2 separate regions of the Homo sapiens genome follow, and region 2 is linked to region 1. The links are chromatin loops, found by intact Hi-C in ENCODE. Cell type or tissue: GM12878. All regions are shown on one strand. Region 1 overlaps OTOGL (otogelin like). Region 2 has its middle 15 kb from the start of LINC01490.

Region 1 (2,500 bases):
CATGCGCCACCACACCTGGCTAATTTTGTATTTTTAGTAGAGACGGGGTTTCTCCATGTTGGTCAGGCTGGTCTTGAATTCCTGACCTCAGGAGATCAGCCTGCCTCGGCCTCCCAAATTGCTGAGATTACAGGCATGAGCCACTACGCCCAGCAGAAATGTTTTCTTGACTTTAGAAAACAAAACGTAAAGAAGCCCAATGTTTCAAACAAACAAGTCATAAGAAAACATTTCAGCCTTCTGTTAGTTCAGTCCCATGCAGTTAACTCTTGTTCTGCCCAGTATTGGGCCAGCAATCCTCATGAACACATCTGCCCTCCAGTGAGAATCCCAGAAGTTTTCTCTCTAGTCTGATGGCACAATCTCCAAAGTAATCAGAAACCTGCCTTCAAGAGCACCTGTCAGAGTCCTTTCCACAAACTTCCTTAAGGAAGCAAGTTGTGGACTGCAGCTGATTATAAAGTGCTTTTTGAGAAGAATAAAAGTAAAACAATAATTGTCTGTGCATGACAAAAGTCTTAGACTAGCCACGGTTAAAGACACAATAGACAAGGAAATTTGATTATTTCTGTGGCATACAATAATTTAATGTAATAGTCATAATTATTCCTGATAACATAGATTAAGACATACCAGAACTATATGAATCTTATATAATTTTGGAACATATATTAATGACACATTCATATAAAAATAACTCAAAGAAAGTTAAACACCATTTCATATTTGACAATGATTCTGGTGTAATTTTAACATACCAACGAAGATGAATATGTCTGTCTCGGACTTCAGGAGCCCTAATACCCAAAAAGTTAGTTTGAGGCCAAAAGACTGAATTTAGAATTTGGAAAGGTTATCAAATATCAAAGGCTTAAAACACTTGATATTGCAAAATAAGAGTCACAGGTAACTGCAAAATTAGTCATTTAATCAAAGTGATAATTCAAATATTTTAAAAAGCTAAAACCTTTACTCTTTGGTAGACAGGAGACTCAGTTTCCCAAATAATCTTAAAACTTAATAAAGATAGCTAAAAAGGTAAATTTAATCTGTCTCTCTCTTCCCTTTTTTTCTTGCCGTATACTCAAAAGGTAAATAAAAATCTTTTACTATCTCTTAATATTACACAAAAAGCTTGTTCAAAAGAGAAAACCAAATTTTACCTTTGCATTGTGCATTATTAACACTAAAGTTAATTTTAAGAAATACATCCAATTTTAATTAGTTTGATCACAAGATAAGATCTTCATAAACTTTTTGTAACCTTTTACAATATTTACCATTCTTTTTCCCAACTTTTTATGTCTTCTTACAAGAACCTTATGAAGGTGTCAACTGAAGGGTGGTTTTGGCCCCAGGCAGCAGAGTCATGGATGACCTGATGTCATTCTTGTAACTTGGACAATCTCTGTGTGACTGCTCTATTTTCTGCTACTCAGGCTAGCATGTCTAACTTTCTTTTCTCTGTCTTTTCTCTACTTTTTCGTCAGTTCAGTCATCATTTCTACTTCCTCATATGTTCAGCTTTTTTTTTTTTACCTGGTCAGCTCCTACTCTTCCTTATATCCTTTACATGTTTATTCACCCTCAGATCTTCCTGCAAAACATTAAAAAAAATCAGTATTTTCTGGTTCAAATTTGAGAGAGAATTGACTAGAATATAGTTCGTTTTTTCTGCAACATTGAAGTCCCTTTGCCCATAAATGAATGCACTGCTTTGGGGCAGAAACCATGGCTGCCTAAGGCTATGGTATCAGCAGAGATTTTGTGTGGGATAATTACCCTTAAAAGGGGCTGGGGCTATGACAGGTGCTGAGACTGACATGTAAAGTATAATTATATACTTCCTTGAAAGGTGCTGACAGTTTCTGTTTCAGAGTCATTTTGGGGCATATTCTGTATTAAAGCTTTTAGTACCTGAGAATAAAGGGTTTTGAGGAGCCCAGGTGACACATTGATGTTGACCTTTTTCCTCCAGCTTTGTTGTCATTATTACTATGTTGCTTAACAACTCTGTGGCATTATTTTTAAACCTAATATTAACTTGAAATACATTAGAAATGGAAAGTATAGAAATGTGACTTTTAGGTGTATTGCTATTGTTACAAATTACTGTGAGCATAGCATGAAATTGTAAGACAAAGCATACAAGATAGAATATTTCTTGACATTTCAGATTTAATATAAAGGATGAAACTAACATTGAGGCATTTTAATTAATAGCAATAAAATATAATGGCAATAAAAAGCCTTTCAATCAGCTTTTCACATCCCTTAGTCTAAATAACTTTTCCCAAGATGAAGAGCAAAACAAAACCCTAAATTATGTATTTTTCTCTTTGAAAATTATGCTGAAAGGCAGAAAAGTATGACATTAATTTTTTGAGTAGTACAATGCCATAATCATCTTAATGACCCTTATTATTTCTCAAAAGGATTGTTTAAAAAGCAGCAAAAGCTCCCAGCATCTATGAAGGAAAAATGGGTTACAGAGGGATAT
Region 2 (2,500 bases), 490 kb after region 1:
CTTACTCTATCTCTCTTGCTCCCCACTTGACAGTTGAGTGTGTGTCCTGGACTCCCTCCTTCCTGTCGGTCCTGAAAAATGTGCTGCTCTCTTCTCTCTAGGGTATATGTGAGTAATAAAACTGCTTCTATTATTCCATGTGATATAGTTTGGCTGTGTCCCTACCCAAATTTCATCTTGAATTGTAGCTCCCACAATTCCCACATGTTGTGGGAGGGACCCAGTGGGAGGTAATTGAATCTTGGGGGTGGGTCTTTCCTGTGCTGTTCTCGTGATAGTGAATAAGTCTCACGAGATCTGATGGTTTTAAAAAGGGGAGTTTCCCTGCACAAGCTCTCTCTTTGCCTGCTGTCATCCATGTAAGGCGTGACTTGTTCCTCCTTGCCTTCCATCATAATTGTGAGGCCTCCCATCCATGTGGAACTGTGAGTCCATTAAACATCTACCCTGTATAAGTTACCCAGTCTCTGGTATGTCTTTATTAGCAGTGTGAAAACGGATTAATATACCATGTGTTTTGTTGTGCTGCCTCTTCTGCATCTCACACGACCAACATACCCGAACCTAACTTCTTTTCCAGTCAGGGCTCTCCTACAGAGTGGCTATCTTGGTAGGAATAAACTATTCACAGGTCTGGTGAGAGTCACAAGGGCATTTGCCAGTGTAAATAAGTTTCCTGTGAGAAGAACAATTGGACACGGGTCAGACACTTTAGCAAGTTAAGTATTCTGACAAAAGATAAAGGTCAGGATAAAAATGAAATTAGAGAAAAAAAATACAACTCAATAAATGTTAGCTGTTAAGTATAGCTTTGTCTACCCAAAATACTTCTCTAATTATCTTATTTCGGTAAAACACTGTTGTAGATTGCAAAAGCAGCCCAATTTTCTGTTCCTCTGTGTATAAATGCCTTTTACAATGATCAAGAGGTAGAGACTTTTCCCCCAGTTGCTGACTCTGGGCTGGGCTAGTGACTTGTTTTGGCCAATAGAATGTGATAGAAATTACATTTTGCCTGTCTGAGCCTAACTCTCAGAAGGTCTTGTGGACTTTTGCTCTCTCTTGAGATTTTTTCCTCTATTATGAGAACAAGCCCAAACTAGCCTACTGAGGGTAATAGACCATGGGGAAAAAAGCTGAGTCACTTCAATTGGAAGTCAGCCAACCCCAGAAACAGAGCTGCTTAGCTGATGTTCAATTGATTACAGGCACATGGGGAGGCCCAGCCAGTCAAACCCAGAACAGCCCGGCTGAGCTCAGCCTAATTCTGTGACTTTCAGGATGAGTAACAAAATAAATGATTCTTATTTTAAGTCAAAATTTTGGAGAGCAATCTTCCTCTTGTCAATGTCTATCTCAGTGCTATTTCAGACTCCTTTCGTACTGTCAAATCTCACTCAACTTTTAGCATCTATTTCAATTGGCATCTCTTCCAAGAAGATTTTTCTAATTTCCTCAAGTGATGTGTTATCTCCCCTATAATTGAACCCCATTTTGATATTTGTGTCCCTTTTTAGCTTTTTTTTTAACTTGTTTTCTATTAGAGGTGTTAGTGTCCTACTCATCTTGCTTTTCCTACAGCTAGTAAGTGGACATCCAGGAGGTACAAGGATATATCCCAGACCTGGCCAGTCATGCTACCATTTCCCATAATAATCTCCTTAAGAAGTGAGCACCAGACCCAAGTCATTCAGATACTACCTGTAAGATATAGGCACTGAGGGAAAGAGTCTGGTTTTTCTTTTAGATGAAGAGCTATAAGAATGGAATCGAGACTAGGAGAGGAACATCCAAAGGAGAGAAAATGACTGCAGTGGGAGAGAACAAGAGCTACGATCAAAAAGAGGAGAGACAAGCAGCACTGAGGAAGACAGAAGGGTAAGAAGAGGTAAGAATTCTATCAACACTGAGATACTGAGACCTGGATCTGTCCTGTTTTGGAAGTAATTGATTCTCTCTCTCTTTTTTTTTTCTTCTCAAGCTCAAGTGAGTTGTGTTTTGGTTAATTGCAAAAAGAAAAGAATCCTAAGCTTCTTGTGAACTGAGGCAGGTTAATATGAATGATTCTCCAGTGCTATATCACCTATAGATATGTTGACTACATAATGTATTATCTATATTGGGACACTTCTGAGAGCAAAATGGAGTGCTAGTAATAATTATTCTGAAAAACCTAGTGCTAAATGAGACTGTCTCTTTGGGTTTCCCAGAAAAAAATCAGAAAAGCTGGATCTTCAAAGCTGAGGATTAGATGCTGGATTGTTGTGTTACAAAAATCCAGGTCTAGACCTTCTATGGGTCCCTTCTTTGTAGCAGACAGTCAGCCTCTCACCCTTACAACCCTATTATCTACAAAAATACAGCTAATAAACAAAAACTCACAGGAAGCAAAGATTTATGGAACAGGTAGCAATTAAACTCTTTGGAACTACGTTGTGTTTGTGTGGGATAGTTCTTGAATTTGTGTTTGTAATCACTATAACTTAAAGGAAGAAAAAAA

The links. A loop is a pair of places that touch in the nucleus more often than their neighbours do. Peaks named below come from ENCODE experiments on the same cell type or tissue, not always from the same donor. Only the 100,000 strongest peaks of a DNase experiment are listed, where the experiment ranks them.
Region 2: a loop joins it to region 1, with 4 times the contacts of the local background. A loop is called at or near these places in 1 of 110 quality-filtered maps.

The regions. Positions count from the first base shown.
Region 1 is chr12:80,292,133-80,294,632 of GRCh38, forward strand. The region is part of intron 26 of OTOGL (otogelin like); the gene reads left to right. Among named protein-coding and RNA genes, the nearest start is that of PTPRQ, 150 kb to the right of the region's middle. In GM12878, no CTCF peak of the experiment used is centred here; DNase peaks (open chromatin) are centred at 1,519 and 1,879; H3K27ac peaks cover 1,496 bases.
Region 2 is chr12:80,777,158-80,779,657 of GRCh38, forward strand. No RefSeq gene overlaps it. Among named protein-coding and RNA genes, the nearest start is that of LINC01490, 15 kb to the left of the region's middle. RefSeq lists enhancers at 564-1,763, 1,008-1,237. In GM12878, no CTCF peak of the experiment used is centred here; DNase peaks (open chromatin) are centred at 583, 1,134 and 1,811; H3K4me3 peaks cover 969 bases; H3K27ac peaks cover 2,500 bases.